2 separate regions of the Mus musculus genome follow, and region 2 is linked to region 1. Evidence: chromatin loops called from intact Hi-C (ENCODE). Cell type or tissue: left cerebral cortex. All regions are shown on one strand.

Evidence for each region. Peaks named below come from ENCODE experiments on the same cell type or tissue, not always from the same donor. Only the 100,000 strongest peaks of a DNase experiment are listed, where the experiment ranks them.
Region 2: it touches region 1 in a loop (2.1-fold over the local background); 3 of 42 quality-filtered maps call a loop at or near these places.

Annotation. Positions count from the first base shown.
Region 1 is chr8:111,332,616-111,340,615 of GRCm38, forward strand. It overlaps Mlkl (mixed lineage kinase domain-like), which reads right to left and starts at 5,590. Exons shown (of 11, transcript NM_029005.3): 1 at 5,209-5,590; 2 at 707-1,139. The coding sequence starts at 1,137. In left cerebral cortex, a CTCF peak has its summit at 4,248 (motif pointing left); no DNase peak of the experiment used is centred here; H3K4me3 peaks cover 830 bases.
Region 2 is chr8:111,389,322-111,397,321 of GRCm38, forward strand. It overlaps Fa2h (fatty acid 2-hydroxylase), which reads right to left and starts at 4,500. Exons shown (of 7, transcript NM_178086.3): 1 at 4,162-4,500. The coding sequence starts at 4,431. In left cerebral cortex, CTCF peaks have their summits at 4,384 and 5,328; a DNase peak (open chromatin) is centred at 4,540; H3K4me3 peaks cover 2,010 bases; H3K27ac peaks cover 900 bases.

The DNA of each region.
Region 1 (8,000 bases):
GCTGGGGCAAGGAGCTTAAGTTAGGAACCTGGTGGCTGAATTGCAGCAAAGACCATAGCGGAACACAGCTTACTGACTGGTGTGCTTTCTGTGACTTGCTCCACCTGCTTTCTTATACAACTCGGGACCACCAACCCAGGGGTGGAACTGCCCACGGTGGGTTGGGCCCTCAGACATCAATCATTAATGGGAAAAAAATCCTCACAGATTCGCCTACAAGCCAATGTGTTGGAACATTTTCTCAGTTGAGGTTCCTTCTTCTCAGATGACAGGAATGTGTATGCCTGCTTGTATGTCTGTATGGAGGTATCAGATCTTGGAGTTACAGACTCTGGTGGTTTGAATGGAATGGTCTCCATAGACTCATGTGTTTGAATGCCAGGCCCAAATGGAGTGACGCTATTAGGAGGCATGGTAATCTAAGACCTTAAGTTATGAATTGGAATTCCAGATATTTTTAAGAGAGAGTAGAGAAGCTGAGGGGACCCATGAGCAGGTAGCAACATGTCCCCTATTCCATAAAGACTTCTCCAGATTTCACCAGCCTCCCCACACAGCAGGATTTCTGAATCACAAGCATACACAATTGTTCAAACTCCTCTACTTTGGCAAACCAAAGTGAAGCTAGGATGCTCCCCGAGTCCATCTGCTCTCCCACCCTACCCCCAACCCTGGCCTACTCTTTCCCAGTCTTTGGGAGACTCACCCGTCTTCCTCTGCATCCTGTCGATCTTCCTGCTGCCAGGATGCTGGCTGGCTGACATCTGAAACGGTATTCCAATGATAAACCTGAAGCAGCAGCAACAGCTCCTCCCAGACGTCTCTCAGCTTCTCATTCACTTCATGGAAGAGGATCTTATCATTGCCCACACTCACAAACTTCCAAATATGGGACTTCTTGCTGAACTTTTCTATCTGCTGGTTAGCCTCCTTCAGGACTTCATCAAAACGGCCCAGGGCAGCAGTAATGTCATCGGGCAGGTTCTTCTTTCCTTGGGCCTGGAGTCTCTGGAGAGGCTGTAGCAGGCCGTGCACACGGTTTCCTAGACGCTGGCATTGTTTCCGGCAGTATTTCATCTTTTCACACTGTTCATAGATGAGCTGGCCTAACTTGATGATCTGTCCCAATTTATCCATAGCTGAAAGAGATGCATAGACTGGTTGAAATACCACAATCCCCTGTGTATCTGTTATTCAGTCGATGGAGATCTGTGATCTCAACGCCAGAAACGAGATACCTCCACCGTGCAAGACAGAGACAGTTTGAGGTGTGCCACATCTGTTCTAGCATTGTGATAAGGTTTGAACTGGGAGTATTGGTCACCAAGCGCTTTATCTTCAGCTTCCATTGCAACACCTGAGGTCATATGACTAGCACCTGACTATGGGTTGTGAGTGGATGGGATTTGTGCTGCCTCTTTGGGCTGAGACAGGTTTGCAAGGAGAGGAGCTCAGGGATCCTGGTATCCAAAAGAATGAGTCCCAGATTCCTGAATCAATTGCTTGGAAGAAAGTTGCCATGTTGCCACTATTTCTGCTATGGACTGTGATTGAAGATGCAGTTTCAGTTGTATGAAAGCCATTATATTTTGGGGGGCATCTTGGTTTTATTATTTAGCCTATTCTAACACAGATGTCCTGTTGAGGTATGAGAAATACCTCCAGGGACTAAACAGGCGACTTAAACCAATAGAGTGAGCTGACTTGAGCATTAGCCTCATGGCTAAGCCTTTGAGTGAGTGATCTTCAGCACAGCTTAGAGAGATGCTCCTGGAGCCAGAAAGATAGATGGTTTAGTGGTTAAGAGCATGTGCAGAACTTGCAGAGGAGACTCACTGTGCTCTTCTGACTTCTGCAGGCACTCAGGCACACATATGGTGCAATACATGCATGCTTGCATGCATGCATGCATACATACATATGTACAGGCAAAACACTCACACATAAGAAATAAGATCATAGATCTAAACTTGAAAAGCATTCTTTCGGTTTCTGGGACTCTGAGTGCAATTCAAACTTCTCCAATTTTTGCTTTGTTTCAAGACAGGCTCCCGCCACGTATCTCAGAATGCCCTTGGTCTCCCCGTCCTTTTGCTTCAGTCTCTTGGTACTCCTCTGTTTTTGACAGAAGGAAGAGTCCAGTGATTCACACACTCTCTTCAGATCCTATAGGAAAAAGCCATAAACTGGGCCTTGGGCCCACGGTCCGTCTGAAAACGTGTGGAGGTTATTGAGCAAGCTGACAGCCACTATTCTGCAAGGATAATGGATCTCTCCTTTTCTCAGGAGCAACCAGCAGTCTGGACTGTCATGTCAGACCTCTTGATTTTAAATCTTTCAAGCAAGCCGAAGAGTGTTCTTAAAATGTTGCTGCCTGGGGCTGGGGGATATTTCAGTCTGCAAAGTGTTAGCTGAATAAGCATGAGTTTGGATCCCCAGCACCAATTAAAACAAACAAACAAACCAGGGCTGGAGAGATGGCGCAGTGGTTAAGAGCACCCACTGCCCTTCCAGAGGTCCTGAGTTTAATTCCCAGCAACCACATGGTGGCTCACAACCATCTGTAATAAGACCTGATGCCCTCTTCTGGTGTGTCTGAAGACAGCTACTGGTTGTGAGCCTTCATGTGGGAAATGAGTTCTAGGACCTCTGCTTGCTCCGGTCAACCCCGCTCGATAAGTCCCTGCTCGCTCCAACCCAAAGATTTATTTATTATTACAAATAAATAAATAGCTGTAGCTGTCTTTAGTTTATCTATCTGTTTTTGAGACAGGATTTCTCTGTGTAGTCCTGGCTGTCCTGGAACTCACTCTGTAGAGCAGGCTGGTCTCAAACTCAGAGATCCGACTACCTCTGCCTCCCAAGTTCTGGGATTAAAGGTGTGCACCACTGTTGGGAATTGGTTTTAATGCTGTCATATTTCGGCTCTCAAAAGCTGCGCTTCCAGACCCGAGGGTTCCTGCCCCCAGCTGGCTTTGACTGGTAGTAAAGAGTTGCCATATAGCCAATGGCTGGGCAAGGAAACAGGGCGGGACTTTTAGTTTGGGGGGGGGCAGGCAAGGGACCAGGGACAGAGAGAGAGGGGAGAGGGGAAGAGGGGAGAAGCAGGGGGAGAGGAAAGAAGAGAACAATCGCTTGCACTTGGAGGGGGAAGGATCAGATTTAAAAGCTGCAGGAGAGAAAGCATCCTACAATGTAGCCGTAAAGGCAATGCAGCCCTACGGAGGTGGGGGTGAAGCTGCGCAGAAGGTAACAGGGCGGCAAAGATAAAATAGATTTAGAAGGTATTAAGCCAGGAATACCAGAGGGAAGGGTGTGTTAGCCGCTAGGGGAAGTTTAAAAATGCCCAGCCTGTGAATTAGTCAAGGCATATCAAAATTAGCTGTCACACGCTTGTGTGTGTGTGTGTGTGTGTGTGTGTGTGTGTGTGTGTGTGTCTTTTGTCTTTTTTTCCACAAATCCAGAGAGCTCTTGGGCTGAGCATGTGCGCGTCCTCCAAGAGCCAAAGCGGTTTAACTAATTCACCACTACACGCCACCACTGCCTAGCTAGATTTGCTAATTTTTATTTTATGTGTACGAGTGTTCTGCCTATATGTGTATCTGTGCATCGCATGCATGTAGAGCCAGGGCGTCAGATCTTCCGGAAGTACAGTTGTCATGTGCATACTGGGAATCAAACCTCTGGAAGAGCAACCAGTTTTCTTAACTGCTGAGCCATGTCCCCAACCCTCAAAATACTCAAAGCCATAGCAAGCTTCTCAATGGCCAGTGAAACAGCTAGGTTAAGAATTATCTTGGAAAAATATTAAAGCAACAGAGGAAGAGTTATCTTGGGGGCTAGATGAGATATCTCAGTAGTTAAGAGCACTTGCTGCTCATAGGACTTGAATCAGTGTCTAGCACCTATGCTGGTCAGCTCACAACTGCCTATAACTTAAGACTCCAGGGGCTCTGAGCCTTACTCTACCCTCCATAAGTACCCATACACATGTGGCACACACACACACACACACACACACACACTCATGAAAGAAAGGAATAAATCCATTTACAGATCAGATCACAACATGGAGAAAATAACTCCCTGAAATTCCAATCTGCCTTTAAAACATAAGTAAAAAAGTAAAACCAAGGACTGGAGAGATGGCTCAGCGGTTAAGAGCACTGATTGCCCTTCTGGAGGGCCCGAGTTCAATTCCCAGAAACCACACGGTGGCTCACATCCATCTGTAATGGGATCTGATGCCCTCTTCTGGTGTGTCTGAGGATAGCAACAGTGTACTCACATAAAACAAATTAAATAAATCTAAATCTTACCAAAAAAAAAAAAAAAAAAGTGAAAAAGCAGCCAAACTGAAATCAAGCATGTGAGTAATTAGTTTTCCTTGTCCCCAGGATTCCTGGGCAGGAGGCACAGGCATTAATGTCAGAGTACTCTTTAATGGCTGAGCCATCTCTCTAGCCTGTCAGGACGCTCTTAGAGAAAAATCAATGGATCTCGGGGCCCAGCCATTCCCAGATGGTGAGCCCAAGTCGTCAAGGCTCTTTCTTGGATGTCTGAGAGCAAAGGAGAAAAATCTGGAAGCACTACTAAATATATTAATTACTCATATCCTCCCCCCCCCCCCCAGCCTGGACTATACAGTGAGTTCCAGGCCAGCCAGAGCTACACAGTGAGATCCTGTTTCGATAAACAAATAAATAAATAGTCTAAAAAAAATCAGATGCCCTTTAAAAAAAAAACTTTACGTTAGATTATTCGTGAAATGGGCCCCAGAAAAGGAAGAGGGCGTTCATAGTTAAGAACTGGAATCCCGCTGAGTAATGGTGGAGCATACATGCCCTTAGTCTCAGCACTTGGCAATCAAGAGGCAGGCAGATCTCTGAGATCATGTCCGGCCTGGTCTACGGAACAAGTTCCAAGTTCCAGTGCAGCCTGAGCCACCCAGAGAAACCCTGTCCTGAGTCCCCGCTTCCCCCACCCCTACCCCAAACCCCCGTAATCGTCTGTGCTGGAAATTAATTGTCCTACTGACTACCCATCTACTCTACGACTTGGGCACCTCGGGGCGGGTCCCCAGTCCCCACCTTTTGCCTTTCCTCGAATGCCATTCCTCGATCTCCATCCTCCTTGGGCAAAAAAAGGTCAGCAGAGATCTCAGCAGAATAACAGCCCAATTTAGTTAGGGAATCGAAACCAACTCACCCTAAGTTCCAGGAAGTCCAATCTGTGATTCTGGGATTCTCCTGCTTCCTCCTGCCGCGCTACAGCTCACTGGATTCTACGTGATCTCCGAGGGGCGCTCGTCCGGTCTATCCTGCGCTCAGTTCCTGTAGGATCATCAGTCTCCCGCCGCTCCCGGACCGCGGTCTTCTGCCTCGTTGACAATGCACGCCAGGTCGGAGCAGGTCCCCGGTGTCCTGAGTCCCCTCCCTTGGTGCAACCTTAAAGCTCTCGCCTCTCGGAGGAACTCCGCACCAGCCGCGGTTCCCGCCTAAAGTCAAATTTGGGCCAACGCAGCAATGCTCCAGCAGAGTCCTCAAAACCAACCTGTCCGACAGCTATTTCTGTCCAGAGTTCTGCTCCGGAAGCCGCGGCCAGTTTGACACGCCTTCCCCCGGCTTTCTACTCCTACTGGAGATATGCCAGCTTCCCACACCCGCTCTCTGGACAGCTCCCAGTTGAAGCCCCTAGTTGGCTGATTCTTTCCCCAAATCCATTAAATAGTTACTCTTCCCAGGTTCTCTGTTTGAGGTCTTGAATTTGGGGGTTGAGAAAATAAGGTTGCAGAGAGCCCTGATAGCCAGTGTAAGGGATAGCCTGGAACTTCAGCATAATTAAAAAAAAAAAAAAAGAAAGAAAAAGAAAAAGAAAACGAAAGTGAGGCGGATGTCCTGAGTCATTTTCCTCTCTCGAGGCAAAAGGCCTTGTCCTCTGACTTCAACGTGTGCACTGGCCCTGGCACGCAAACGCATGCATACCACACCGGTAAATACATAAAAATGGAGGTAACCCGTAGAAGTGCTGAGGCGGTTCCTTTAGCTGCTTTGTGTTGAATAATCCTGGGGCAGGGGATGGAGAGTAATGGAGGAAGTTTAAGGGAGTGTGAAGTTACCCAAGTAGGGGTCAGTTCCTTTTTTTCCCCTTCTAAGGTCATCTCCAAACTTTGTTATTTTTCAAGATGAGTTTATTATTTGTCAGTTATACCCCCAGTTAGCTAGTATAAGAAATAACCTTTCATTAGCTAGTTGGTGGTGGCACAGACCTTGAGTCCCAGCACTCAGGATCTCTGTGAGTTCGAGGCCAACCTAGTTTACAAATCCAGTTCCAAGAGCGCTAAAGCTCTACACACACACACACACACACACACACACACACACACACTCAGATATATGTTGAGATATATATCTCAAAAATAAAACTAAAACAAAATTTAAAAAGAGGAAGGAAAGAAAGAAGAAAATGCCGTTGGCTGACTCATGCTATATAGCTGGGAAAGAATAGAAATAAATTGTATGGGGAGACATTTTACTTTGAGGCAACATAGTTCAGGGATGTCTGGGGGGCTTAGTTTACCTGTTTTCTCACTTCTTTTCTTTATTAAAGATTTATTTATTTTATATTATGTGAGTACACTGTCATTGTCTTCAGACATACCAGAAGAGGGCATCAGAACCCATTACAGATGGTTGTGAGCCACCATGTGGTTGCTGGGACTTGAACTCATAACCTGTGGAAGAGCAGTCAGTGCTCTTAACCACTGAGCCATTGCACCTGCTCCATTTTCTCTCTCTCTCTTTTTTTTTTTTTTTTGCCCTTTCTCCCCACAGACATTCCCCACAAGATCTCATGTAGCCCAGGCTGGCATGGAATTCACTGTGTAGCCAAGAGTGTTCTTAGACTGTTGGTCCTCCAGCCTCCCCTCCTTCATCCTGGGATAACAGAAGTGCACCACCACACTTCTTTTCTGTGGTGCTGTGGATTGAACCCAGGATTCTGTGTTTGCTAGGCAAGTTCCCTATCACCGAGCCAGCCCCCTCTTTGTTTTGTGACAATGTCTCTCTAAGTTACCTGAGGAGGTCTTGAACTTTTGTGATCCCTGCTTTCTTAGCCTCCCATGTGGCTGGAATAACAGACTCGGGCCATCAGGCCCACTTTGTAATTGTTCTCCCTTGTCAGTTGTCTTAGGTCTAGAGATTTATGTATGTGCCTGCCTTAGTTAGGGTTTTACTGCTGTGAACAGGCACCATGACCAAGGCAACTGTTATAAAGACATTTAAGTGGGGCTGGCTTACAGGTTCAGAGGTTCAGTCCATTATTATCAAGGCTGGAACATGGCATCATGCAGGCAGGCATGGTGCAGGAGGAAATGAGAGTTCTACATCTTCATCTGAAGGCTGTTAGCAGAGTACTGACTTCCTAGCAGCTAGGACTAGGGTATTATAGCCCACTCCCACTGTGACACACCTACTCCAACAAGGCTACCACTCCTAATAGTGCCACTCCCTGGCCTAAGCATTTACAAACCATCACAGAGATGATATATTGTGAGTCAACTCTCCTGGCAAAGGCAGAGGAGGGAAAATCTGGGAAATGTGTGACTCCAGGGCCAGCGAGATGGCTCAGCAGGTAAAAGTGCATGCCTCTAAGTGAGAGTTCACCTGGGACTCACACAGTGAACGAAAGGAGAGAGAAAAAAATGTCCTGCAAGGTGCCCTCTGACCATACTCTCACCATGGACATATGCTTACACACATGCACAAATTAACGACAAAGAAAGATGTAGTCTTCATAGAAACTTACTAGATTCATGGGGTAGTCAGCCAGATTCCATGGGGGAGAGGTCAGCACTTGAAGTTCTAGGTCAGAAGGCAGCCTCCACTCTGCTCAAGGCCATGGTCAGAAGAAGTGGGTAATTGTGTGAACTCTCACCAGTCAACCATAACAGTAGCAGAACTGGGCTCACTGACCTGCTAGAGCTGGAAGCATCCGGTGTG
Region 2 (8,000 bases), 57 kb after region 1:
AGCCGATTTCAGCAAGCTGACTTCTTATCTCCACCCCAGGACGCAAGTAGAGATAGATTACCAGCTCTCCCAGGTTTCAGCTCAGATCTCCAAGTAGGACGGTGCTGGAGGTGTCCCAACACTTTACAGAAAGGAGGGACTCTAAGGCTTCCTGCATTTAGATTTTCTTCCCATTTAATCACGCAGACCCTGAAACTCTGAGGCTATACTACAAAGCCTAGCAGAACCACAGGTGGCAGGGACCGTTGCGTTCTTAACTACTCGGAAACATCCTATGTGATGTGACTGGGATGTGGCCCCAAGTCCTTCAGACAAATGCCTACCTCCGTGCTACAGTCTGGAGAGTTGAGGTTTATCCTGCCTGGATTACTCTCAGGCAGATGGCTCAGGTCCACCAGATCCTGAGTAAGAATCCTCCAAGCTTGTGATGCAATGCAGGAGAAACTTAGGTCTCTTTCTGACAGTTACCATTCCCCTGGGTGTCAGATTTGTGGTTTGAAAAGGACCTGATGTGGGCTGTGATGAAATCTGTAATTCTTACCAGAAAAAGCTCTACGGTTTTTTTGTTTTTTGTTTTTTTTGTTTTTTTTTTTTCTATACACAATTTCACCCCTTTCACTAGTCTCGGGAGCTGCCCCACAGTGCTTCAGTGTTTCCTATAGTGTGATCCATGATGGGTTTTAGGAGATACAAAGAGACAATTTTTCTCATTTTAAGTTTGGGGCTGGGAATACAGCTCAGTTGGTGCACTGCCTGTCTAGCATGCACAGGGCTGGTCCCAGGACGGCATAAATGGAGCATGGTGGCACGTGTCTGTAATTTCAGCACCTGGGTGGCAGAAGTGGGAAGACCATGGCCATCCTCTGCTACGTCATGAATCTGAGGCCAGGTTGGGCCACCTAATATCTGTCTCCGCCCCTCCCCCAATTTTATATTTATTTTAAAAGTATATATATGTAAGGCTGGGTGTGATGGAGTACATCTTTAAAACCAGACCCTTAGAGGCAAAGGCAAGTGGATCTCTGTGAATCTAAGGCTAGACTGCTCTGCACATTGAGTTCCAGGACAGCTAGAATAACATAGAAAGACCTGGGGTCAAAAACCAAATCAAACCAAACCAAACCAAACAAACACAGAAATGAAAAAAAAAAAAGACACATGGTTGCATTGGTATTATTACCCAGGGTCAATAAATGCTAAAAGAAAAGGTGAGCCTATCTAGAGATGGCTATCCAACATCATAACTCAGGGGGTGTCTGTCAGTGACTCATAGGTGACCAAAGTCTCGGGGACATAATGTCTATGGTCTTGGAGGAAGGTTTACACACTAAATCCCTTCATTGCCCATTTCTCTCTTTAAGTTATTTACTTTATTATGTGCCTGTGCAGAGTCCACAGGGGTGGGTCAGAGGCAGGGGTCAGTTCTCTCCTTCCACTGTATGGACTCCAGGGATCCAACTCAGGTAGGTCATTATGTTTGGTGGCAAGCGCCCTTACCCACCCAGCCACTCACCAGCTCTGCTTCTTTTTTGAAGTGGTGTTCACAACAGGGCTTCATGTCCACAGGTGGGAGAGCACTTCTCTCCATGCCTAGGCTAAGGGGCTTGATCCCACTGGCCTCTGGCAGCCAGGGATGGTGAGATAGCTTCCCCGATCAGCTACAGATCTTTCATCTCCCCTACCCCACAGTATGTTAGCTCAAACAAGTCTGACTTGTTCTCTGTATGTGCCTTTGTGTGAGTGTGAATGTGTGTGTGTGCAGTGCGTACATAGGGGTGTGGCAAAGTAGGGAACAGGGGAAAAAGTGGGGTGAGCCTTCTTTATGGAAGAAGACACAGAGTGCCCCTACTGAACTAGGGTGACTTTGGCTGCTGGCCAGATTAGGTCTGTGGGCCTGGAGTTATACTCTTAGATTTTAGTTTTCTCTATACCCCCAGTTTGGGGCCCAGAAATCTGTTTGCAACGTGACCACACTGGGACTTGGGGATATAACAGGTAAAGAGCAGGTGTAGGGAGCCCAGGGTGAACTGGTTTTGCCTCTGAGTTCTCTCTGACCCTAGGGGTCAGGCAGGGCAAGGTGAAACCAAACCAAATCCTGACGCTGGGTGGTTGGCAAAGCAGGAAGGTGGGGCCATCCAGTGCAGGGGAGGGAGTGACATTCAGAATGGTACTGAGTAGAGAGGCCACACCCTCAGGCTCCCGACTGCAGAACACAGTTACAATACAGGGCAGGTCCATGTACCCTCACAGGCCTGGCCATCTCCAGTGTTCTGATCCTAACTGCTCACTGATCTCTGTAGCAATTTTTCTCACAGCAAAGCTTCTGTTCTGTCAGCAAGACCTGACACCAAACACCAGCTCCCTATACTGTTCTGGGTTCCCCGCTGTCGAATGCCAAGTCTGGACAGTTTATGAAATCTGTCAAATCTTCTATTATGAAATCTCCTTTCCCTTCTGGTCATGGTGGTTAAACTATGCCTTTTCTCTGGAACTCCTTACATCCACTGGAGTTCCCTCCGCTCCTTGTCACTGGAGCAAGGCTACTCTTCCGAAGATGCAAATCTTTCCGCACCACTCTTCAGCTTAAGTCCTTTAGCCTTGCAAGTCAAGCCCCCAAACCCCCAACCACAGCCTTTGAGGCCCTTTGATCAAGCCCCAATAACTTCTAGCTCCCACCTCTTTCTTCCCTTGACCTGCCAGCCCTTGGTCACCTTGGTTCCATTGCTGTCTCTTGACTGTGCCACAGTTTGTTTGTTTGTTTGTTTGTTTGTTTTTTAATACATGCTATTCCTCTGTCTGGAATGTTCTTCTTACCACTTTTGGCTAAGCTCTGTCTTCAATTAGCTCTTGGTGAAAATGTCACTTTCTTCAAGGTAGCTCTTACTGAACCTGCTCCAGACCCAGTATGCAAATATTATAAATATTAATAAATGTAATTAAACAATGACCGAGTCCATAGTAAGGTTCCTTATGAACTTGTTCACTCCATGAAAATGGTAACCATTTCTGTTCAATGGCTGTTGGTGCCCAGCACAGTGTCGTCAATCCGTTTAAGAACCAAGTAAGTGACTAAGAGATAAGAATTAGGCAAGATGGATAAGAGGTGTCTCTTGGAACAGTGGACAGCATGTCCTTTCATCTAAAGATCTAAAAGCACTTGAAAGATCGCGAGCAACAAGGACCAACCGTTGCTTTAACCTAATCACGATGGCCTTGCTGTCACCAGTCCTGCTATCAGGCTTGAGAATAAGGAGTTAGCTTGGCTCCACCTGAGTCTACCAAGAGCTCTGTCTCCCAACCCTCCAGATGGAGACGACTTTGATTCTTGAATAAGAAACACTTGATTTTTGTACTACCTAGTTGTTTGACCTCAGACATTTATAGAACTTCACTGAACCCTTGTTTCCACATCCTGAAATGAGAATAACACCCAGGATGGGTTGAAGGTAAAAATCCAAGATGAGTCTGTACCACACAGCAGTACCGAGAGTTTAGCATAGTCTGGGTTAGAAATATCGACTTCTCCTTAGCAAGCTGGTTCGTGTATTTTATTTCACTCTTTCAAACCCACAACACTGTTTAGGACGGAAATAAAACCGGGGGCTGGAGGATAGAATCAATAAAACGCTGTTCGGGCCCCTCACTCACTCACCCACAGGAGCCCCTGAAGGGGGCAGAGCAGAGTTTTGGATTTGTGTCTCCTTGAACCAAGAGAGTGGTGGGATGGAGAAACTGAGGCCAGGTGAGCCTAGGGACCCACTACTGAAACAAGAAAGGAAACCAGAAAGGCTGATAAAGGAAAAGGAAGAGAAGAGAGAAAGGGGGTGGGGTGGGAGGTAGTGGCTGGAGGCAGAAACAGGAGTCGAAGTTGTCAGGCGGTAGGGGGGCTGCAGAAGGGACATGTTGGAAGGAGGATGCAGCCGGGTCAGGGGGGTAGCGGGAACACCAAGCTCCTGGTGATAGGAACGGGAAATAGGGGGATGGGAGAGGGGGTGTCAGTGACCGGTTACCTGGAGAGAAACTGGGAAAACGGAGGGAAGTGAGGGTGGAGGCTGTCACCTTGCGTTCTCCTAGAGGGCAGGTGATCTGAGCTCTCTAAAGTGGCGGACTGGGGGAGGGGTGTGAGGCAGGGAGCGGGGAGTGCCCCGGGCCGCCTGGTACCTGCGGGTCCGCTCGCAGTTCGCCCACATAGTACTGCTCCAGCCAGCGGCGGGCGTTGTCGGAGTGTCTGTGAGGTGGCCCATCCAGGTCGGCACTGATGTCCTGGCCAGCCCGCGCCAGCAGCAGCTGCTCGCCCCCCGGATGATGCCGCACGAAGCTGGTGAGGTCGTAGAGGCTGGCCCCGCGGCGGACCCAGCAGGCACCGGCCGCCAGGCGCCGCTGGACCTCGGCGGGCGTGAAAGAGGCGGCGGGGGGCGGAGCGGGGGCCATGGCGGGAGAGCGGAGCTCGGATCTCGGAGCCCGGCAGTCTGCTCCGCGGCTGCCCAGCGCGCCTCTAACATCTCGGGAGCCGGGGCAGCCGCAACGGGCCGGCCGCCACCGCACCTGCTCATTTGCATGCCCTGCTCCCATTGGCCACTCGGTGGGACGCGGCTGCTGCCCGGAGCCGCCTCCCCATTGGCCCGCAGGGACCCGAGCCCCGAGAGCAAGACGCTGAGCGCGGCCCGCCAGGTAGCCCTGGGCAGGTAGAGGGCGTGCCCACCAGGTGTGCCCGGCTGCTGGTGGATGCCAGCGCATTGAAGGTGACTGTCAGGACCACCTCCTCGGCGGGCACGCAACTTCTACATCTTCAAGGAACCGCATCTTCAAGGGGGAAACTTACTGTATTCAATTCGGCAGTTTCAAGAGGTGCCAAGGACAAGAGTCACTAGGGCGGAGGTCTGGTCTAGTCCCAGGGGTTGGGGGGTATGAAATATATAAACTCAGCCACAATATATTTAATATTTGGAAATTAATTATATTTAATATTTAATCACATATAATTATATATAATTATTATATAGTATCTATTATATATTTAAATAATTAAATATTATATATTATATAATTAAATATTATATATAGTTATATTTAATGTTTAAAAACTTACGTCGTCCCACCGTGTGAATGCGCATCTAAATGCTGAATATTTATTTCTGAAACGTATATTGTACACATTTTATTACAATTTTAAATAAAAATGAAACAAAAAAATCCCAAAACATATTTCACTGGGTGCATTGGGTGAGTGAACAGACGACTTTAAAAAAGGATTTATTTTACTTTGTGTATGAGTGTGTGTATGCATATGCGCATGCCATCCCTCTGGCGGTCAGAAGAGAGTGTCAATCCTCTGGAACTGGAGATTTGTGGGAAGTTTGTGAGGAGTTGTGTATATGCTGGCAGCCCTGGTCCTCTGAAAGAGCAGCCAGTGCTCTTAACCACCGGGCCAGCCTTCCAGATGTTTTTATAAATTATATTGTATGGAAATAAAAGCCATTATTAGTAAGACAGCTTTGGGAAGCCGCATAGCTGGATTGTGTTTTTATTTAAGCATTTTCTATTGGGTTCATTGTGGACCTTTTGCATTAGTTCTGAGTTGTGGAAGACTAGTGAAGTGTTTATCCTGGGAATTTCTATTTACTTTATTGACTTATGAATTTACTGTATATCTGTCCACCTATCAGCAAATCTGTCACCTCACAATCTTGTAATAAAGACATGGCTGATTCAGTGCCCTCACCCCCAGCCTCCTCCTCTTTTCTCTTGTTAGGGAAGGGCAGTGGCTTTGGAGCCCTTCAGAGGTAGAGGTGAACTGCTGGCCTGCCTGGCAACTGATGGGTGTGTGCACACGTCATCTCTTTTGTGAGATCTTTTATTCTGACTGATCATTGTATTCTTGATTTCTGGATGAGCCACAATCCAGTGAATGGAGAATAAAACTTGTAATATTTCCAAGAAGGAAAAATTATTTATGGTGGGTCTAGAGAGAGAATTGCTAAGACCCTTCACTGCTCTTCCTGAGCACTAGGGTTCAGCTCCCAGCAGGCAGCTCACAATCACCTATAACTAACTCCAGCTCCAAAGAATTGTACCCTCCCTGGTCTGCACAGGAACACACATTCTCTCTCTCTCTCTCTCTCTCTCTCTCTCTCTCTCTCTCTCTCTCTCTTTCTCTCTCTGAGACAGGATCTCACTGTATCTATAGAACTCACTTTATAGACCAGACTAGCCTTAAATTCATATAGATTTGCCTGCCTCTTCCTCCTATGTACCAGGATCAAAGGTGTGCATCACCTCATCTAGGAACACACATAATTAAAAAAAAAACTTTAAAGCATTTGATTTGAGATTCAAAGTTATCTTGAATTTTTTCGTAGGCTCTTAAATTTTGGTGCCTCAATTTTGTCTTACATCATGACGCCTGGGACAGAATCCTGGAGGGAGGACAGGGAATCGTGCCTCCTTTCTACAAGGAAAAGTAGGGGCCTTAGAGGCAAAGCCTGTAGACTGAGTGTGTCATCAGAACCTTGTTAATAACAAGGAAACCCACATACAGCTTTCATTGCTCAGCCATGGATCCTGATTAGTGATCAAACTGCCAGTTCTGAGGCTGCCCCATCCAGATGACTTTTGTCCTGCCCCCAACCCCTGCCGAAAAGCTTTTCCCAGGTTGCTTGTGCTTGTTGTCCAGACAACAGGGCTAGCTAGCACTGTGTGGTAAGCCTGTCTCAGAAGCCTCGGGGCCACTACAACAGTAGGACGGGAAGTCTGACTAGCTGGTCTCACCCTCCAGGCATAGGTAAAAGTTCTACTGTGACTTTAGATGTGCTAAGGAACATGTAGCCATCAGGCCTGGGCAACAAGACCTGAATGGTCACCCTCACCCCATTTTCACATCTACTGTGTTCCAAATATGTGGTAAAAGCAGACAGGCACAGGCTCCTGAGTGTGTTGGAGGATATCGTCTGTGGGAAAGCTCCTCACTATCTGTCCCTCACTGCCTTGTCTGAAGCTGAACAAGCAGACTGACTGTCCATTCAGAATTGTGATACGCATGTTTTTGCCCTAGTAACTTCCTGTCTAGATTTGTGATCGTGCAGATATGCTATTTCAAAAGATGTATAATTAATAGCAGTAATTACAACATTGTTTAGAGAGTAGATACAGCCACCATGAAGGAGGGATGGTAGCAAATACCATGTAGCCATTAGAGAGGATCAGGCAGACCCATGGTTAGTGGATGGAACAAGATCCAGGACACTGTAGTGGGAAACAAGAGGAGTGTGTATGTCATGCTCACATCTTGTTGTTTGTTTGTTTGTTTGTTTGTTTTGAGATGGAGTTTCACCATGTAGCTCTGGCTGGCCTGGACTCATTAGGTAGACCAGGCTAGCCTCAAACTCAAAGAGACCAATCAACCTGCCTCTGCTTCTCAAATGCTGGGATCAAAGGCATGTGCTACCATGTTACTTTTTATTATTTGGTATTTAAAAATATTTTAATGCAAATTTACTTGTAAATTTTAAAACAAAATTTTATAACTAGTTAAGACAGACACTTGAACTTGAACCTACTTTTGTACTCCAAACTGTCGACATTCTGCCTCCTGGTTATCAATCAATAAATAGCCCCCTGACCCTGACTCTGGCTTTTTCCTGCGCTGGAGGTTGGACTCGGATACGTGCTGAGCGAGTGTTCTACCAATAAGCTACACCCTCAGTTTATTTTCACCTTTTATTTTTTGTATTTTAGATTTATTTTATTTGTGTGTATGTATGCATTCATGTAAGTATGTGTATGAGGATGCCCATAAAGGCCAGAAAAGGGCATCGGGTCTCTGGACACCTAGTGGGGTGCTAGGAATCAAACTCAGGTCTTCCAGAAGAGCAGCAAGCACTCTTAACTGCTGAGCTATCTCTCCAGCCTCATTTATTTTAAATTAAAATAATCTCTGCCTCTCATCTCATCTCATCATAGAAATGCTGGGGTTACATAACCAGCCTTTGTTGGCTTTGTCC